2 separate regions of the Homo sapiens genome follow, and region 2 is linked to region 1. A link is an interaction called in ENCODE POLR2A ChIA-PET data of the cell type or tissue named here. Cell type or tissue: HepG2. All regions are shown on one strand. Each heading gives the region's core, and the rest is flanking DNA. Links, peaks and the distances in the headings are about the cores only. Region 1 overlaps BANF2 (BANF family member 2). Region 2 holds the start of LOC105372548 (a long non-coding RNA gene).

Region 1 (9,906 bases), core at 1,076-9,075:
GGAACAGATCCACCAAGTAAAGGGTAAAGCCAAGATCAAACACAAATCCAGCCAGGTGTGGCTCCTTCTGCCTTTTCACTGCCACTAAGAGAGGGGTAGCATTCAATGAGCAGATGGCAGTGGCTCAGAGTGCAGATCAGTGCAAAGGTCTTTCTCGTCTTCTCTGCAAAGAAGGAGGGATGGCATATGTGTATCTTTGGTCATTTCCAGGTGACTCTATCCAAAGTCCATGCAGGCAAGTAGACGCTGTGAGCAGGATGGAATATACAGATCCAAACCTCTAGAGCAGAGCTAGGGCCAGGCATGACTTGATCAACATCTAAATGCCACCAACACCCAAGGGCCACACAGAGGGAAGAGACCGGGGACCACATCTTGGCACTTTCAGATGGGTTTGCAAGCACTGGAAATCAAAGCTTCACCAGGGATGCTTTAAAGATGAAAATCCCAGCCGGGCGCAGTGGCTCACGCCTGTAATCCCAGCACTTTGGGAGGCCAAGGCAGGCAGATCACGAGGTCAGGAGATTGAGACCATCCTGGCTAACACAGTGAAACCCCATCTCTACTAAAAAAAAAAAATACAAAAAATTAACCGGGCATGGTGGCAGGCGCAGTCCCAGCTACTGAGGCTGAGGCAGGAGAATGGCGTGAACCCAGGAGGTGGAGCTTGCAGTGAACCGAGATCGCACCACTGCACTCTGGCCTGGGGGACAGAGCGAGACTCTGTGTCAAAAAAAAGAAAATCCCAGTAAGGATTTAAGGGAAGATGCTGGGAGTAGCATGTGGTCCCCGAGTAGGAAGATGGAAGTACAGCAGAGGCAAGAATGGCAGTCACTGTTTGTAGATATTTTTCACAGGGAAGGTCAGAACATGTCCCAGGGAAACCATGTCCAAGGTTCAAGATGAGAATGACCTGATCCTATATATATATATACTTTTTTTTTGAGATGGAGTTTTGCTCTTATTGCCCAGGCTGGAGTGCAATGGCACGATCTCGGCTCATTGCCACATCCACCTCCTGGGTTTAAGTGATTCTCCTGCCTCAGCTTCCCGAGTAGCTGGGATTACAGGCATGTGCCACCACACCCGGCTAATTTTTTTGTATTTAGTAGAGACGAAGTTTCACCATGTTACTCAGGCTGGTCTCGAACTTCTGACCTCAGATGATCCACCCACCTTGGCCACCCAAAGTGCTGGGATTACAGGCGTGTGCCACTGCACCCAGCCCCAGCCAAGATTGTTTTTTAAGAATCAAAACTTGACTACGGGCTGGACACGGTGTCTCATGCCTGTAATCCTAGCATTTTGGGAGGCCAAGGCAGATGGATCACTTGAGGTCAGGAGTTTGAGACCAGCCTGGCCAACATGGTGAAACCCTGTCTCTACTAAAAATCAAAAAAAAAAAAAAAAAAAAACCAAAAAGAATTAGCCAGGTGTTGCGGTGCATGCCTGTAATCCCAGCTACTCGAGAGGCTGAGACAGAAGAATCACTTGAAACCAGGATGCAGAGGTTGTGGTGAGCTGAGATCATGCCACTGCACTCTAGCCTGGGTGACAAAGTGATATGTCTCGAACAAAAACAAAAACAAACAGAAAAAAACCTGAGATCCCTGATCCACAAAAGCCTGAAATATGATGTCAAATTGTATTTATATGTGCAAGGGGGCATTTTTCTTGAAGGAAGGTCCATAGCAGGAGAGACAAACCGTGGCATGGCTTTGTTTTGTTGGGTCCATACAGCATTATGAATATTTGAATGATTTCCCAACATTTAAAAATTGGATACTAGTACATAAAAATCTAAACGTTGGGCTTCTCTTGAAAAGACTCAGAAGAGCCAGTCACATGGGACCCACATTCCAGAAAGGGGTGGCCTCCTTTAGATGGGGTCTGGGACCTCAGTCAGCTACACAGTCCATAGCACTTTTGTGACCTCCTCAGTGGATGTCCAATGTTGGTCCTCTTTTATCAGCGCCCTTGCACTGTTTTCTTCACTGCTTTATTTTTTTAATTTGCCTTGTCCCTCTGGCTTTTTCATTTGCAACCCGTGATTTGAACTTTTAATAGATGCTCAAAGGGTGGCTGATTTTAAGAAGATCATTGAAACCGAGATCTTTTTTCCAGCTTAAACTCTTTCCCAACAATCCAGTGTTGAAACTGACCCTTAGTAGAGGCGGAACACCACCCTTCCCAGGCCCAGAAACAGATTCTTTTCCTCCTAAGGAATGCGTGTATGTTGTTTGTCCAAGCGCATGTTTACAAATGGCAAGCTTATCTTCTGATGTTATAAAACACCAAAAGCTATTTAGAAATTACTGAAACTCCTATCTATAGTTTCTGCAAGATACTGCTCAGGTGATAATGCAATCAATGAAAGCAATGACAATCTGGGAAATCCTTTCTTTATAACCTTGAGAATGTGGCTTTGAATGGAGACAAATCAAACAGATAGAACTCTTGCTCAGGCCCCTTTTCTGAAGCCAGAGCCAACAAGCCTAGTGATTTTCTTTTGAAAGGGTCTTAAGTAGGTCTTTGCATTTGGGAAGATCAGGCAAGTCACTTAGAGCCGATTTCTGAACTGAGACTCACAGAAGCACATACTCACACCCTCCTATCTGGAGACATGTGGACCTGGAGGGCTGGAGGAACTCAGATGCCTTGGTCCTTAGGAGGATCCAGAACCACCGCACTGAGGCCTAGCAGGCAAGGGCAGGACACACAAAATGTGAGAGCAGAGGAATGAAGGAAAATTAAATCTTGGGCGAGGCATTCTGTCCAGCAAAGAACAGGAGGTGAATACATGGCACGTGGGCCTTCGATATCCTATGAGTGGAATGAAGGCAATGCTTAAAACACTGCACCACTGCACAGCTCCACCTGTACACAAGATGCCCCTTTGTTTTGGGGCAGCCAACTGCTGCATCTCCTGTTTATATGTGCACCCAAGCAGAGGAAGTCAGTCCAAAGCTAGAAGGAGGGAAAATGATTGCCCAGAAGCTCAATGGAAGCCTTGCTTAATATCTCAGTGGTTGAGAACACAGATATTAGGCTGAGGCCCACTCGGTTTGAGGCCTGGCAATGCCATAGGTCAGTTAATTTATCTTATCTGTGAAATGGGATAATCATAGAAGCTATCTCATCCCAAGGGCAGGTGGGTGGATGAAATGAGATGATCTTGGTGCGGAGCTTAGCACGGTGCCTTGGTAAGCCTGGATAAGCATGAGCCGCTCTCTTAGGTGGGTTTCCCAGTTGCTGACCTGATCATCTAATTGCAGTGCAAGTAGTTGATATGGAAAGGGTTCCTGGTCCCATGAGGAAGGGAGTGAGGATGTGAGACCGGGAAGGGAAGGTGGCCTTGAGCAGTTACTGCCATGAGCACTGGGGGCTCCCTCCCACTGGGGATGTCTGGATATCACCTAATGTGGGACAGGCCCCAGAGCTGTGCCACCTGAGGGGTGTGGGGCTGGGTACTTACCCACCTACTCACATCCTGGCCGAGGGCTGCTCCCAAGGTGTCTCGTCCCCAGCCCTGTCCACTTGCAGGGCGAAGAGCCACCATGGAAACCATGAGCCCTGGGGGGGACATGGGCAGGGCAGGGACAGCGTCTGCTAAAACTGTCCTTGTTGTTCTGACTCCTGTCCTGGAGAGGGAAGAGCTGGTCTTTGGAACCACCCAGACCTCAGCCTGCAGCTCATCACTGCCTTTTACTAGATAGGTGGCCCCCTTTGCCTCTTCGGGCCTCCATTTTCACATCTCTTAAAATAGGAACAATTCTCTAATGTTGCAGAATTCGTTTTGAGGACTATGCATGACAATGGCCATACAGAGGCAGGCACGTAGTAGGCGCTCAGCCACCATGAGCCCCCTTACTCGCCAGCTCAATTCGGTTCCATTTCTCCCGCTTGCCTGTGATCCTTATTCTGTTTCTAGTCCCGGGGTGAGCCCAGGCTGGCACCAGACCTTCTTTCCATGTGAGCAGGGACAAGCTGACATCCAGACTAGTGCTTGCCTCCGAGGTGACTTCTGAGTGACAAGCTGCTGCAGTGATCTCCCAAGCTGTGTATTATCATCTTGTTTCCCCTTTAGCTTCGAGCCTCGTCAGTCTGTGGCTTTCATCAGATCCAGAGAGGGTAGAATAACTGGCCGGCCTAACGGCGGCTGAGCCAGGAGTGGAATCCCAGCAGGAAGAACTTTGGACCCTTGCAGTTCCCGCAGCAACCCAGGGCTGGGTGTGTGGGCAGATCTGGGGGCTTCTGCTGAGTCAGACTGTGTGGGAGTGTTGGGGCGGGGGCGGGGGCGCCGCCAGATGAAATCAGGATGCCCAGTGAAATTTACATTTCAGATAAACAAGAAAAAGCCCCTTCTGTATAAGTACAGTCTGTGAAATACTTGGGCCATACTTATACTAAAAAGTTATGTTGTGTTTATCTGAAATTCAAATTTCACTGGGCATCTGACATTTTTATTACCTAAATCTGGCAACCCTACTCTGGTGGGAACGGAGAACAAACCTCCTGGGAGGTCTGGGTTAGAGATGAGCACAGCAATCCTCCTGCAGGCAAAGGCCAGTGTGGAGCCACTTGCCTGCCCCCAGATGGCCTCCCCCGGGGCCCCCCTCCAGGGCCTGTAAAGCCCTCATGAGAGTCACTTTTGCCTGAAGACATTGTTTAACTGCACAGTGGAGTCAGTTACAGATTCACTCTCACCACACTTACCCGTATAAAGAAAATACGATTCTTTATTCTTAGACACCTCCACACAATGTGGTAAGAACAGAGTAGCTGCAAATTATGTATGTGTTGGGTGGGGTTCCCTGGAAGCAGAGCCTGAGAGCCGGGTTCCGGTGCCCCTGACCTGGTGAAGGAAGCAGGAGAGGGCAGGGGAGGAGCTGAGAGGTGTGCACCAGGGGCACTCAGCTTCTACCTGACCCCCTGGGGGGCTCTGGAGCCGGAATGGTACCAGGGAGTTGGCTCCACCTTGAGACAAGGGGGTTAGGGTTTTGTGCTTCCACATCCGCAAGCCATTAGTTGCTCTTAGGCAGAGGCCTGGGCCTTGCACCTCCCAGGTGTCTCCAGGTGTAGCAGCTTCCACGGCAGAGGTGACAGTCCAGAGAAAGCCACAACCACGCATTGAGGTTCCCTGCAACACTTGTAGCAGCTGGGTGCACCAGCTGGTCAAGGAGACCTGCGCATGGCACCAATGGCACCTACTACTCTCTGTCTCCTTGCAATGGAATAGTCAGATTCTCTCCAGGCCGTGTTAGAGAGTCCCTGTTGGGAGGTGCGGTCTCCTTAGGGACTGCTCTGCCCCTCCTCCGTCCTTCCTAAAGAGTGATGGCTGCCAGGTGGGTGTGGAGACAGGTGCTGACTGTGTCTTCAAGGCAGTGGGGAGAGGGGACTTTGAATACCCACGGAATCTGCAGGATGATGGCCTGAGCCTGTGGCAGTGCGGCTGCTGGAATCTGCTCCTTGCCATGGAGGGGTGACCAGTCCCTTTTTGTCTTTTAGGGCTATCTTAGTTTCCACTGCTGCAGCCTGTGGCCTGGACATTTGCCCATGGTTGTGAGGTCCCCATGCATGGGACTTCTTCCTCCTGACTCCAGGCTTCAGTTCACCCATCAGGCCTTAAAGCATCTTCGGCCCTATCTTGCCCTGAACTTTTTGCTGCAAAAACCAAGGGCACTGCCTCAAGCTTATCTTCCCAGCCACTGTTTACTGCTGCTACATTGTTGCCCAAGACACTTCAGAAGTGACTGTTGTTGTCATCTCCTGCCAAGTCCTGGAAGGCAAGCCACCAAGTCCCATGCACCATTCCCACAGCCCGACAACCTTCCTGACTCTACCCACTGGAATCTAAAGAGTCTGCCCACTTCTGGATGTTTGTTCAGGTAGGGAAGTTCAAGCCCCGTGCCCATGAACGTTCATCTTTCTTTTCTCTTCCACCTTCCCTGGGAGGGTAGTGCGGATAATGAGGTGAGCCTTCTTCCTCTTTCTAGAATCCATGGGGCAGAGAAGGTAGATTCTCCCTTCCTGTCTTCTGGGGAAACTCCTTCTCCCTCCCGAGACAACATTGCTTTCCCCTTCTCTGTGGGGTAATAATGGCAGAGAGAGGCGGGATCAGAATGCTGTACTCATAAGGGGGTGTATATTGAGAGGTTTAGAAATATGTTACAGTGCCCCTACGTTTATAGCAGCATTAGTAACAATGGCCAGATGGTGGAAGCAACCCAGCTTCCCATGATGGATGAATGGAGGAGCAAAATGTGGTGTATACAATGGAATGTTGTTTAGTCTTAGAAAGAGGAAAAATCCTGGCCGGGCATGGTGGCTCATGCCTGTAATCCTAATATTTTGGGAGATCAAGGAGGGAGGATTGCTTGAGGCCAGGAGTTCAAGACCAGCCTGGGCAACTTAGGGAGACCCCCCGATCTCTACGAAAAAATTAAAAAATTAGCTGAGCATGGTGGTGCATATCTGTAGTCCCAGCTACTAGGGAGGCTGAGGCAGGAGGATGGAGGATCACTTGACCCCGGAGTTCAAGGCTGCAGTGAGCTATGATTGCACTCCGGCCTGGTGATGAGCAAGACTCCATTTTAAAAAGAAAGAATGAGAGAGAGAGAGAGAGAGAGATCCTGTTGCATGGATGCACCTTGAGGACATCAAGCTGAGTAAAATAGGCCAGTCACCAAAAGACAACCCCTGTGTGATTCCACTTCCATGAGGCATCTAAAGTAGTCAGCTTCATAAAGACAGAAAGTGGAATGGTGTTTGTCAGGGGCTATGAGGAGGGGGAAATGGGGAGTTGTTTATTGGATATGAGAATGTTCTGAAGATTGGCCCAACAACGTGAGTACATTGAACACTACTGCACTGTACACTTGCAGATGACTAAGATAGTCCAGGCGCAGTGGCTTATGGCTGTAATAATCCCAGCACTTTGGAAAGCAGAGGCAGGAGGATTGCTTGAGGCCAGGAGTTTGAGACCAGCCTGGGCAACATAGCAAGACCTCATCTTTACAAAAATATTAAAAAATTACCCGGGTGTGGTGGCTCGTGCCTGTAGTCCCAGCTACTCACCAGGCTGAAGCAAGAGGATTGCTTGAACCTGGGAGTTCGAGACTGCAGTGAGCTATAATCAGGCCACTGCACTCCAGCCTGGGTGACAGACTGAGACTCCATCTCAAAAATAAAAAATAAATAAATAAATAAATAAATGTTAAGATGGTAAAAATTTAAGTTGTGTATTTTACCACAATTAAGAATAAAAAGTGGTCTGGGCACAGTGGCTCATGCCTGTAATCCCAACACTTTGGGAGGTCGAGGCAGGCAGATCACCTGCGGTCAGGAGTTCAAGACCAGCCTGGCCAACATGATGAAACCCCGTCTCTACTAAAAATACAAAAATTAGCCAGGCATGGTGACAGGTGCCTATAATCCTAGCTACTTGGCAGGCTTAGGTACAAGAACCCGGGAGGCAGAGATTGTAGTGAGCCGAGATTGTACCACTGCACTCCAGCAGCCTGGGCGACAGAGTGAGACTCTGTCAAAAAAAAAAAAAAAAAGAAAGAAAGAAAGAAAAAGAAGAATAAAAGGTGAAAAAAAATACATCTATTACAAATGCAGATATCTCATCCATGAAGGGTGAACTAATATGCTTGTCCATTCTTTATATGACTTATTCTATTTCATCAGCTCCTGATCCTTTGCAGATAACAGGACCCCAAAGGGAAGGGAATATTTTCATGAAGGAAAAATGCAACCAGAAATAGTCCTGGCTAGAACCACTATCAGACAAGTATGTCCAGCCTAGATGGAATTTTATAGACAAGGGACAATTCTATTCACAAAGGTTGGGAGACAGAGTCATGGGACAAGGAAGGTGGAGGCTGCACAAGCTGGGAGACAAGCTGGCTTCTTCATGGATCGTTGCAGTTTGCCTTGGCTGCAGGCATGGTGATCTTAGCACACATCCATGAAACCTTACTTAGAATTGCTGGGGCCAGAAGTTCTAGGGAATTCAAAATTTTTTTTTTTGAAAAAATGGGCAATGTGATGCCTCTTTTGTATATTACAGAACATTCCTAGTGGAGCCTGGCTCAGCACCCTGTAAACCCATTAATATTCCTGTGGTGGAGTGTATAAATATTCACACTAACTGGGATAATAAAGACTATAAATAGCCTCATGTCAGTTCAGGCCAGCATTTGCTGCCAAGTAAGTCTCCCCGCCCTGTGCCCCCAAAAAGAATTTCTGGATTTCAGAGCCATTTGGATATGAAAATGGTAGCTTAGGGATTGTGGACCTGTATGAATTTTATACCATCTAGAGACTGTAAATGAACAGAGACAAAACATAGGAAGGAACCAGAAGGATGAGGTCAGTGAATTTAACGCTGATCTTATAAATAAGAAATGGAGGTGACAGGCCCAATGTCGCTCTGCTGGTCATTGGTGGAGCTAAGGTCAGACAAGGATCTCCTACCCTCAGCCCAGCTCCTCCAGCAGGAGTTAACAGGAACCTCCAGACCCAGAGTCCATGAAGCTGAGCCGCCACCTCCTTCCTAGTTCCCTGAAAAGGTGAGCCCTGCCTTTGGGAATGCCTCCTTATGGCTAGTACACCGTGTGTGGTGTGCCCTGCCGTGGGCTGGTTCTGTTTTCTCTGGGAGAGGTATCTGCAGAAGACATCGTCCTGAGGGTTCATGCACTTAGCTCAAGGCCTTGCACACAGATGGCACTCAGTGAATGTCTGAGGAACTGTTGAATGTATTTGGTTATTCATCACCTGTAGACCCATCAAGATAAGGATGTATAATCAAAGGGCCATGTGTAAGACAGCCAACAAGGAGCGGAGAAAGAAAAAATCTTGTTCCCCATTGCAGAATCGGAGCTAACGGCAAGGAAGGCAAATATTACTTTATTTTTGAACAACGAGCATTAGTGGTCATTAGAAAGTGATTTCTTTCATTCCTGATGCCTAAGCCATGGGCCTGACCCTGCCCCAGCACTCTGGGTGGAATGGGGAGGCCTTTGTGCCCAGCACAGTGCTCGGTACACAAAGCGTGTGCCACAAACACTTGTTGGATGAGTGAGTGAGTGAATGAGTATTAGGGGTCATCAGTTAGAACTCTGTTATAAAAGGCACAATCCTAACTTAAACTGAAGTAAGCAAAAATGACTATTTTGTTTATTTTTGCCTGACATAATTGAAAAGTCCAAGGGTAGTCGCCGTCAGGCATGTCTAAATCCAGGCCTGCAAATGATTACTGGGGACTCTGTCTCTTCCCTTCTCTCAGAGCTGCTTTCCTCCACCCTGGCTTCTTTCTCAGGTGAGCTCTCCACAACTGTGGTGACCATGACCACGGTAGGCTCAGTTCCCACCCGCCGAGCAGCCCTCACAGAAAGTGACTCATGTGGCCCAAGAAGGTGAGGGGTGGTCACTTGCCTGCCCCAGGATACTGTGGTGAGCGTGGTACACCCTGAAAAGTAGTTCCTGAGTGGACTGTACAAAATGGAGCCCTGTGGAAGCTCTTGAGGCCATGAGCTTCCATCCAAAATGGAGGCATTTCTCCCTCCGGTGTATGAGTGCAGCCTGACAGGGTCTCCTCAGACCCTTAACAGCCTAGGTGGGAGAGGGCTCCTCAGAGTCCGACCTTCAGTGTTATAGGAAGGTTACCCCCCTTCTTTTCTTTTCCTTTTTTTTCTTTTTTGAGACAGGGTCTCCCCTAGGCTGGAGTGCAGTGGTACGACCACGGCTCACTGCAGCCTTGACCTCCCCAGGCCCAAGCAATTCTCCCACCTCAGCCGCCCAAGTATCTGGGACCACAGGTGTGTGCCACCATGCCTGGCTAATTTTTGTAAAGACAAGGTTGTGGCATGTTGCCCAGGCTCACCCGTCTTTCCTTTCTAT
Region 2 (9,906 bases), core at 791-8,790, 160 kb after region 1:
GATAAACTGGAAGAGTGCTCTAGGCTGGACATTCAGTGACATTTGCTCTTTTTTGTCCATTTGAAAGTCTTTTACTAATTTTTCCTGATGGTAATATAGGAGACCAAATGGTGGAAGAGTCAATAAAGGCTACACTTAGAGGACACTGATCCCTCCAGATTGGAATCCTGTGGAAAATTCTTGGAGGAGACAGAAGTTGAGCTTAATTTTGAGGGCTGGTGAAGATTTGGAGGCTGGGAGGGAGCCTCCAAATTATTCTTTAATGTTATTTAACTCTTGAATTAGGTATCACACCTGTAATACCACCACTTTGGGAGGCTGAGGAGGGAGGATCGCTTGAGCCCAGGCATTCTAGACCAGTCTGGGAAACATGGTGAGAGCTCGTCTCTACAAAAAAATATTTTTTTTTAATTAGTTGGGCATGGTGTGCACCTGTGGTCCCAGCTATTCTGGAGACTGAAGTGGGAGGATCGCCTGAGCCCAGGAGGTCAAGGTGGCAGTGAGCCATGATCATGCCACTGTACTCCAGCCTGAGCAACAGAGCAAGAAACTTTCTCAAGAAAAAAAAAAAAAATGATATGAAGAGGAGCACATCTGGCTACAGAGGCTACAGAGGCGAGTGTGGGCGGAAGTTTGGAGGGAGGAAGGAACCAGGCGTGTTCTGCTGGCAGGGTGCACTTTTCTGCCCAGAAAAGTGGGTTTGTGAAGGAAGCAGGTGACAAGGTTGGAAATGTAACTTGGGACATCCTTGTGGCTTTTTACTGTGGCTCTCAGCTTCTTAACAGTCCTGGAGAAAGAGAGGTAAGAGGATAAATAAAGATGGTGTAAATGGTGTGAAGATAGTTATCTGAAAAGGCTGCTGGGAGGTGCTGGTCTTTTGTTCTGTTCATAGGAGACAATTTTGCGTGCCTACCTTTTTTGGGAGTGTGATCCCCCTTCTTGCTGATGAGGAAGAAGCAAACTATCAGGTTTGAGACAGATAGCCCCCCCACTTATGAGAGGGCGACAGAATTTGAACTCAAAAAGACCCAACCACAGTCAGGTAGTATTGACCCGGGTGTGGTATTGACCTGGAAGTGGTATTGACCCGGAAGTGGTAAGAACATATAAAACTGGAGCCCTGGTTGTTACCACGGCAACCCGTAGTCTGTTGCATGCTGAGTTTGGGGGAGCAGAAGAGTCTCGCGGGGATAGTCAGTGCGCAGGGAGACTAGCACAGGCCGGCAGAGAAGTGACCCAGCCCCGGATTGCCTGGTAACCTTCCGTTCCCAGGAGGCTGCTGTGAGGCTCCTCTGGTAATCAGTTCCCTGAGTCCAGGGTTTCCTAATAGGAGCCCGTCTCCCTCCGGTTCACTTGAAGGGCTCTCTGCTTCTTTCCCTCAAACAGGCTTCATGGAGTATAATGGACCCACAGCCATCTCCTTCCCCAACACCAACTCTGCCTGCATTTTAGGCCAGGTTTGTAGGAGAGTTGAATGAAGATTGAATGAATGAATGATGAAAAGTACAAAATGCCATCACTTCACTTCTTTCAGGAAGACCCAGGACACTCTGCTGCATCCTCCACCTGTTTGTGAATTAAATGTCCATGATGGCTTTTACTAAGCACTTACTATGTGCCAGGCACTGTGCTGAGCTCTGCACCTTTAAGAGGCAGCAAGTCGTGACTGGTTCAGAGCTGGCTCAGAGCTGCCTGAGTTGGAAGCCTCGGATAGGAAAATGGAAGCTTAAAGAGGTTAAGCCCTGGCCAAGCACAGTAGCTCGTGCCTGTAATTCCAGCACTTTGGGAGGCCAAGGCGGGAGGATCACGTGGGCCCAGAAGTTCAAGACTAGCCTGGATAACAAAGTGAAACCTCATTTCTACAAAAAATTTAAAAATTAGCCAGGTGTGGTGGCACACGCCTATAATCCCAGCTACTCCGGAGGCTGAAGCTGGAATATCGCCTGAGCCCACAAGTTCAAGGCTGCAGTGAACTATGATCATGCCACTGCGCTCCAGCCTGAGTGACAGAGCAAGACCCTGTCACTAAAAAAGTTGGGGAGGGGGGTCAAGCCCTCTGCTGAGCTAGTAATAGTGGGACTGAGGTTCAAGCCCATGGCTGATTCCAGATCCTGTTTACAGAGCCGTTATGTGACGTAACTAAAGTGTTGATTATGCATCGACTAGGCACACCATGCAAGGTGCTGCGGATGCTGCTGTCACCAACACACCCAGTCCTGGCCCACAGGGGGCTGCCACCCCAGCCCCCAGTGCTCTCCCTGGATCCTGAATCCTAGCTATCCCTTCAGAGCCACCCCTCTGGCTTCCAAGCACCTGCACTACCCACTCCCACCCCTCCCTGGAAGGGATGGCGCAGCCTGGGAGCCAGCTGCTCTGGGGGGCTCAGACCTGTGGGCTGGATTGTCCATGTGTCAGGGAAGGAAAGGGAAGCCCATGGCAGGAGGGACACCCTCTTATGGGTGGTAGCAACTCCATGGAGCCCAGGCTGCATCGTTCACTGAGGCTGCTAATGTTTGAACCTATCTTTGAATAAGATCCACCCTCTTGCACTGGCAAGTCCAAGCTGTAGTAAACCCTGAGGGAGACCCACAGTCCAGCTGCAAGGCCCTGCCCCACTCTTGGCCGCTGGCAGAAGCTCCAGGCTTGCCGAGGGGTGCCACGTAGCAGAGGCAGTCTCCGCCTCTAGCCCATCCCACTCCTTCATCTGCTTCTCGTTAGCTTCAAAAGTAAGGCCTGGCGCTGTGCCCTGGGCAGGAGGGAGAGCTTGGTGTGGCCGCTCAGAGCTTCACCTCCCTTGCCTGGGGTTTCTCTTCTCCTGCCCCATCCATCGTCAGCACAGCTGACTGCTTCTGGGGCTCCTCTGTCTACCTTCCCCACGTTCCAGCACCCCCCTTCCCCTGCCCCTCTGTAGCAACCGCCTCCCTGCAAAGCCCCACCCACCCACACACTCATACACACACCCCTCTCACTCCCCTGGCACTCAGTCCCTCCAAGCTTCCTTCCTTATCCCTTTAGAGCCCTGCAGCCCTCAGGCAGTGTAGCCCAGAGGTTCAAGGGCATTCGCTCTGGTATCAGAAGGGTCTGGGTTCAAATCCCTTGTGCACTGCTTGCTGGCTGTGTGACTTTGGGCAAGTTGCCTAATCTCTCTGGTCCTCAGTTTTTGCATCTGTAAAATGGGGATGATATTAACAGTACCTACTTCATAGGGTTATCTTGAGGATTAAATAAAATAGTACAAGTAAAGGTCCCAGCATAAAATCAGGGCTGATCCACCTTAGGTATAAAAAGGATAAATTAGGACTTGGAATCTTACTCTTCCTAAGGAGACCTGCAGTTGGCTAAAGGAGGACCTGCCTTCAGGGACAGAAATTCAGGTTTTGTTTTAGAATAGGCCTGAGGGAGTAGGAAGCTGGAGGAACCTGTCTCTATATTCTGGATACCTCAAAGACAGTTAAATTCTGCCGTGGTGAGCATTTATTGAGCACTATCTGTGTGCCAGGCACTGTGTGGGGAAACCACAATCCCTGCAGATCAAGGAGCTCAGATTCTAGTGCCAGAAAAAAATGTAAAGAGAAAGGGCCACCATGCCACCCACTGAAGACGGCAAGGGAAGAGGCCAGAAAGTGCTACGAACAAGGAGGAAACAGCTCCAAGTTGTTGGGCAGTCGGGCGCTGGGTCTCAAAGGAGGGCCACTTGCATGGACAGAAGGTACCCCTCTTACTGAGCACTGGGGGCCTGGTGGGTCCCCTGTGCTCTCCAGGAGAAGCAGGCAGAATTCCTAAGCCCCGTTAGGCCAATGAGGAAGTTGAGGCACCGAGAGTAAGGGGCATCTGCTTCCCCACCAGCTGACTTCTATTCTAGAAAGGAATGTTCTGCACAACCCCAAACCGTCAGCTCTTTCTGCTTGCAAACTTGGCAGGAGTTTGCAGGGAACACAAAGAAGAGAGGGGGAGGAGCAAGGTGGATCAGCCGGGCTGGCTTGCCCAGGGCCTGGCACAGAGGATGGACTTTGTCCCACGTGGGTGAGGGGCGTTCACACACAGGCGTCCACACCCCCACGTTGCTCCACCAGGCAGAAGGCCAGATTTTGTCCTTGTAATTCCCAGAACTGCCCTGAAACAGGACTGCTCACTACTGTGCATGGTTTAAAATGCAGTGGGGGGTTTTGGGGAGTTTTTTCGTTTGTTTTGATACGGGGTCTCACTCTGTCACCCAGGCTGGAGTACAGTGGCATGATCATGGCTCACCACAGCCTCAACCTCCCGGGCTCAGGTGATCCTCCCATCTCAGCATCCCGAGTAGCTGAGACTATAGGCACTTGCCACCATGCCAGGCTGATTTTTTCCATGTTTTTTGTAAAGACAGGGTTTTACCATATTGCCCAGGCTGATCCACCCACCTTAGCCTCCCAAAGTTCTGAGATTACAGGCATGAACCACGGTACCTGGCCAAACATGCAGTAGTTTTAAAAGAAGCCTGCTCAGGGAGAGGAGAAATGAGTCCTGTCAGATCTGCTCCCCCTGGAGAATGGCTTCCTCACCAGCCCAGCCCCTGTCTGTGCCCAGGGGGAAGCAGGCATGAGGAGGACCAAGGGGGCACTGCCATGTACTGGCCCCGAGTAAGCCAGGCAGGCCCTCTGCTGGGATCCTCACAGATGTCAGTCTCCTCGATCCTTAAAATCAGAGCTCTGGAGTCAGTCTCTTGACAGCAAGCCAAGTGGAACGCCTGTGTCTGAGCAGTAGGGCAGAGACCCCGCTCTGCCTGAGCAGCGGAGACATCTCAGATCTCGCGGTTGCAGAGGATCTGCTTCCCCCTCAGATGCCTGCAGGGGGAAAGAAGCGGAGGCAGGGGGAAAGAAGCGGAGGCAGGGGGTTGTCCTGGCTCACTCTGAGCCCGCCTGGCCTGGGTAGCAGGAACAGGAACTCCATAGTGGGGACGAGGTTAGAGAGGAGGTGCTAGCCGGCTGCAGCCCCTCACAGGCAGGGCAGCCAGTTACATCTGAATTACAGATAAACCAGAAATACTTGTAGTTTAAGCATGGCCCAAGGACTAGGGCAGTGGCAGTGGGGGTAAAGAAGGGGAGAGGTTTAAGATTGTATTTGAAGGAACTGAAATCAGGATCTTGAAGAGATGATATCTGCGCACCCAGGTTCATTGCGGTGTTACTCACAAATGGCCAAGATCTGGAAACAACCTAAATGTCCGTCAGTGGAAAAATGGATAAAGAAATTGTAGTATACACCTATGAGGGAATATTATTCGACATTTAAAAAGAAGGAAATCCAGGGCCAGGGTGGTTGGTCACACCTGTAATCCCAGCACTTTGGGAGGCCAAGGCAGGAGAATCAATCACTTGAAACCAGAAGTTTGAGACCAGCCTGGGCAACAAAGCAAGATCCTGTCTCTACAAAAAATTTAAAAATTAGCCGGGTATCATGGCGCATGCCTGTAGTTTGAACTGCTCAAGAGGATGAGGCAGGAGGATCACTTGAGCCCAGGAGCTGGAGGCTGCCCTGAGCTATGACAGCACTGTTGCATTCCAGCCTGGGCAACAGAGCGAGACCCGGTATCTAAAAAAGAGAAAGAAAGAAGAAAGGAGGGAAGGAAGGAAGGGAGAGAGGGATCAATCCTGCCATTTGTGACAACATGGATGGACCTGGAGGACATGATGAGATCCTGAAGTAACTCAGACAGAGAAAATCAAATACTGCTCTTTCTCTCTTATACATGGAACGGAAAACAGCCAAACTCATAGAAGCAGAAAGTAGAATGATGATTGCCAGGGACTGGGAAGAGGGGGAAACAGAGTGATGTTGGTCAAAGGGTACAATGTCTCAGTTACGCAGGATGAATACATTCTGGAGATCTACTGTACAACTAGGGCCTGTGATTAACAATACTGTACTGTACACTTACACATTTGCTAACAGAGTAGATCTCATGTTTAGTCCTCTTACCACATAAGGAAATGAAAAAGAAACAGAGGAGACGGAAGGACACTTAGAGTGATGGATAAGTTTATGGCCTTGATGAATGTTTTCGCAGGTGTGTACATATCTCCATCCATCAAGTTGTATACATTAAATATCTACAGGCTGGGCGTGGTGGCTCATGCCTGTAATCCCAGCACTTTGGGAGGCCATGGCGGGTGGATCACTTGAGGTCAGGAGTTTGAGACCACCTGGGCAACATGGTAAAACCCCATCTCTACTAAAAATGCAAAAATTAGCCAGGCATGGTGGCTCATGCCTGTAATCCCAGCTACTCGGGAGGCTGAGGTATGAGAATCATTTGAACCTGGGAGGTGGAGGTTGCAGCAAGCCGAGATCACACCACTGCACTCCAGCCTGGGAGACAGAGCAAAGTTCCGTCTCAAAACAAACAAAAAAAAAACCTACAGCTTTTTGTGTGTCAATCATACCTCCACACTATGGTTTAAAAAAAGCATGTGATTTGGAGATGGATGCTCTGTGGATTGGTAATAAGTTAGATGTAGGAGACAAGGACATGGGAGAAATCAAGAACAACCCCCAGGCTTCAGGCTTGAGCTACCTCTGGGTTCATGGGACCACTTACTGGGGATGGGAGGGCAGGGCAGGATCAGACTAGAGAGGGGAACCAAGGCTTCTGTTTCTGGTGCTGTTAAATTTGGGAGGATTATTTGAGCCTGAAGTGGAGATTATGGTTATCCAAGCCTGGAGATTCCGGAATTAAGGGAAGGTCTGGCTGTGGCGTTACCAGCACCTGGGTGGAATTTAAAGCCATGGTTCTGGATGCAACCTTGTAGGAAGTGAGAGTTCAGAGAGCAGAGACAACTGTCCAGAGCTAGACCTTGAAGACTCCTCAACGCTGAAGGTCACCGAGAGGAGGGACAGCCAAGGAAACTGAGTCGCAGCAGCCGTGGAGGCAGGCGGGTGAGCACAGAGGGCAACAGAGGGGAGGTTTCTCTGAGCAGCGGGGGTGGCCGCGTTGGATGTTACTAGGAGGACTGATAAGATGGGAAGGGGCAGCCAAAGCCAGCCTGCAGTGAATTGAAGGGGGAACATGAGGAGAGGAAGCCGAGGCAGCCAACGTACCCACCACCGTCAGGAAGCCCTGCAGTGCTGGCTGGGGCAGGGGGCAGATTGAGTAGAGGCCACCGGAGGGCCAGTAAGATTGGGCAGGTCTTCATCGGTGACCTTTGGATGGGTTCCCTGCCTGGAAACATAGAGACAAATCCTGACTGCCCTTGAATTGGCAGTGGGACCTCAGGCAAATTGAGTTGAGTGAGAGATAGTATATAAGGGTGTTTTAATGTGTGCTGAGTGATACAGAGTGGGAGGGATGAACACCCCATGGTAGGTACATGCACACAGGGGGACCCCGCTCAGCAACAGCAGGGGACAAGCTACTGAAACCCACAGCAACGAGGACAGATTTCAGAATCGCTACAGGGAGGGAAAGAAGCCAGAATTCAGAAGGGCACCTGCAGTACAAATCATTTCTAAGAAGTTTTAGAACAGGAAACACTCATCTATAATGAAATAAAAACCTGAACAGGGGTTGCCGCAGGGGGCAGTGTGGGGGTGGCCTGACTGGCAAGGGACACGAAGGAACCTTCTGAGGGGACGGGAACATCCTTCCCTTGGGAGGAGTCTGATTTAACAGATGTCTGCATTTGTCACAATCCAGCAAATGGTGCACTTAAGATTGGAACATTTCACTCTATGTAAATTTTACCTAAAATGAACTATAAAGGCATTCCTGAATGCTACTTAATGATATACATGTGGAGACCTTTGGGAGTGAAGTGTACTGAGGTTTGTGGCTCCCCTTGAAAGGTGGAAAACAATAAGATGAAGTAATGGGTAGATGCAGAGCTGTGTGATGAAGAGATACAGTAAAATGCCATCTAGGGGGTACATATGTGGGTGTTCACTGGAAAATGCATTCAACTTTTCTGTGTGTTTGAAAATCTTTATAATAAAATGTTGAGGGGAAATTTAAAAAAAAGGATGTGAAACTACTTTTCTTTTCTTTTTTTTTTTTTTTTTTTGAGACAGAGTTTCGCTCTTTGTTGCCCAGGCTGGAGTGCAGTGGTGTGATCTCGGCTCACTAAAACCTCCGCCTCCTGGGTTCAAGAGATTCTCCTGTCTCAGCTTCCCAAGTAGCTGGGATTACAGGCACCCACCACCACACCCGGCTAATTTTTGTATTTTTAGTAGAGACAGGGTTTCACCATGTTGGCCAGGCTGGTCTTGAACTCCTGACGTCAGGTGATCTGTCCACCTCGGCCTCCCAAAGTGCTGGGTTTACAGGTGTGAGCCGCTGCGCCTGGCCAAGAAGACTTTTCATCCAATGCAAAGATACTTGTTGGGCACCTGCCATTATGTCAGGTGCTGCAAGGCAGGGGACGCAGTGCTGATGGAGATGTCCAAAGCTATGGCACGAGGCATCATCCAAGTGACAGGCAACTGAGCCAGCTCCTCAGAGCAGAGCGCTGTCGTTGTCCCTTCTCAGAGAGGACACCCAGGGCCAGAGGCAAAGGAGGAAAGCACAAGTGGGTCTGCTAGGAACTAATTTAAAGAAGCAAGTCAGCTGGGCTCGGTGGCTCACACCTATACTCCCAGCGCTTTGGGAGGCCAAGGCAGGAGGATCACGAGCCCAGGCATTCAAGGCCAGCCTGAGCAGCATGGCAAGACCCTATCTCTACAAACAAAAATTAAAAAAAAAAAAAAAAAAAAGAACAAGTCTCTGGGGCCTGTGCAAAGGGCAGCAGGGTGACTGGGTCCCCGGAGATTTGGGTTGGGATATTCAACACGTGCCTCGGAGAATGAAAATACAGTCAGGTTTGGGAACAACCACTTCAACCCCAGGGGTTGAAATATGCCCCCATCTAACTGCCCACTGCTCGGGGCTTCTGAACGTTTCAGCCCCTCCGTTATAAACAAGGGAACAGGAAACCCAGGATTGCCCTCCCCACCAAAGGTGTATCTGTAGGAATGTTCACCATAGCCTTGTTTTTTGTTTGTTTGTTTTTTTGAGACAGAGTCTCTCTCTGTCACCCAGGCTGGAGTGCAGTGGCACAATCTCGGCTCACTAAAACCTCTGTCTCTCAGGTTCAAGCGATTCTCCAGCCTCAGCCTCCTGAGTAGCTGGGATTACAGGTGCCTGCCACGACACTTGACTAATTTTTGTATTTTTAGTAGAGATGGGGTTTTGCCATCTTGGCCAGGCTGGTCTCGAACTCCTGACCTCAGGTGATATGCCTGTCTCAGCCTCTCACAGTGCTAGGATTACAGGCATGAGCCACCGCGCCCAGACCCCATGGCCTTGTTTTTAAGAGTGAACATGTGGCAGCCGCTGCCACATGCAGCTACAGGGGACTGGGTCAGTCATTTATGATGGTTTAAAGTGCAATGGAACTCCATGCAACTGTCAGAATTAGTGAAATAAATCTATAGGTCCTGGACCTTGAACTGCCCAAAACTTAATATATTGTTAAATATATATACACACACAGACATATAATATGTACATTATGATCCCATTTACATAAAACTATATGTAGGTAAATGTGTGTAGATACATATATATAGGTGTGAATATAAATATATATAAATACACACGCACACACAGAGCACCATAATAAAGTTCACCAAAATGCTAATAACAGTGATCTCTTCATAATGGAATTTGAATCATTTTTTCTTCACTTTCTTCTTGGTATTTTTCTACATTGTTTAAAATTTCACAATAAGTGTATATAATTTTAATGAAGCAATTATTTTTAAAAAAAATAATTGTGCAGGAGGTTTCAGAGTAAGTTGATGTCCACAAAGTGCTTAAGAGACTGTCACTTTGGCCGGGCGCAGTGGCTCACGTCTGTAATCCCAGCACTTTGGGAGGACAAGGCCGGAGGATCA

The links. Peaks named below come from ENCODE experiments on the same cell type or tissue, not always from the same donor. Only the 100,000 strongest peaks of a DNase experiment are listed, where the experiment ranks them.
Region 2: POLR2A ChIA-PET joins it to region 1 with 19 read pairs; 2 of 35 experiments call an interaction of 5 or more read pairs at or near these places.

What each region holds. Positions count from the first base shown.
Region 1 is chr20:17,706,653-17,716,558 of GRCh38, forward strand. The region is part of intron 1 of BANF2 (BANF family member 2); the gene reads left to right. Among named protein-coding and RNA genes, the nearest start is that of BANF2, 12 kb to the left of the region's middle. In HepG2, for the core only: a CTCF peak has its summit at 3,678; DNase peaks (open chromatin) are centred at 3,658 and 4,169; H3K4me3 peaks cover 1,444 bases; H3K27me3 peaks cover 1,969 bases.
Region 2 is chr20:17,871,467-17,881,372 of GRCh38, forward strand. LOC105372548 (a long non-coding RNA gene) reads left to right here and starts at 1,170. Exons shown (of 4, transcript XR_937297.3): 1 at 1,170-1,254; 2 at 1,387-1,457; 3 at 6,789-6,915. RefSeq lists enhancers at 1-388, 4,387-5,289. In HepG2, for the core only: no CTCF peak of the experiment used is centred there; DNase peaks (open chromatin) are centred at 2,025, 2,715, 4,025, 6,395 and 1 weaker place; H3K4me3 peaks cover 1,909 bases.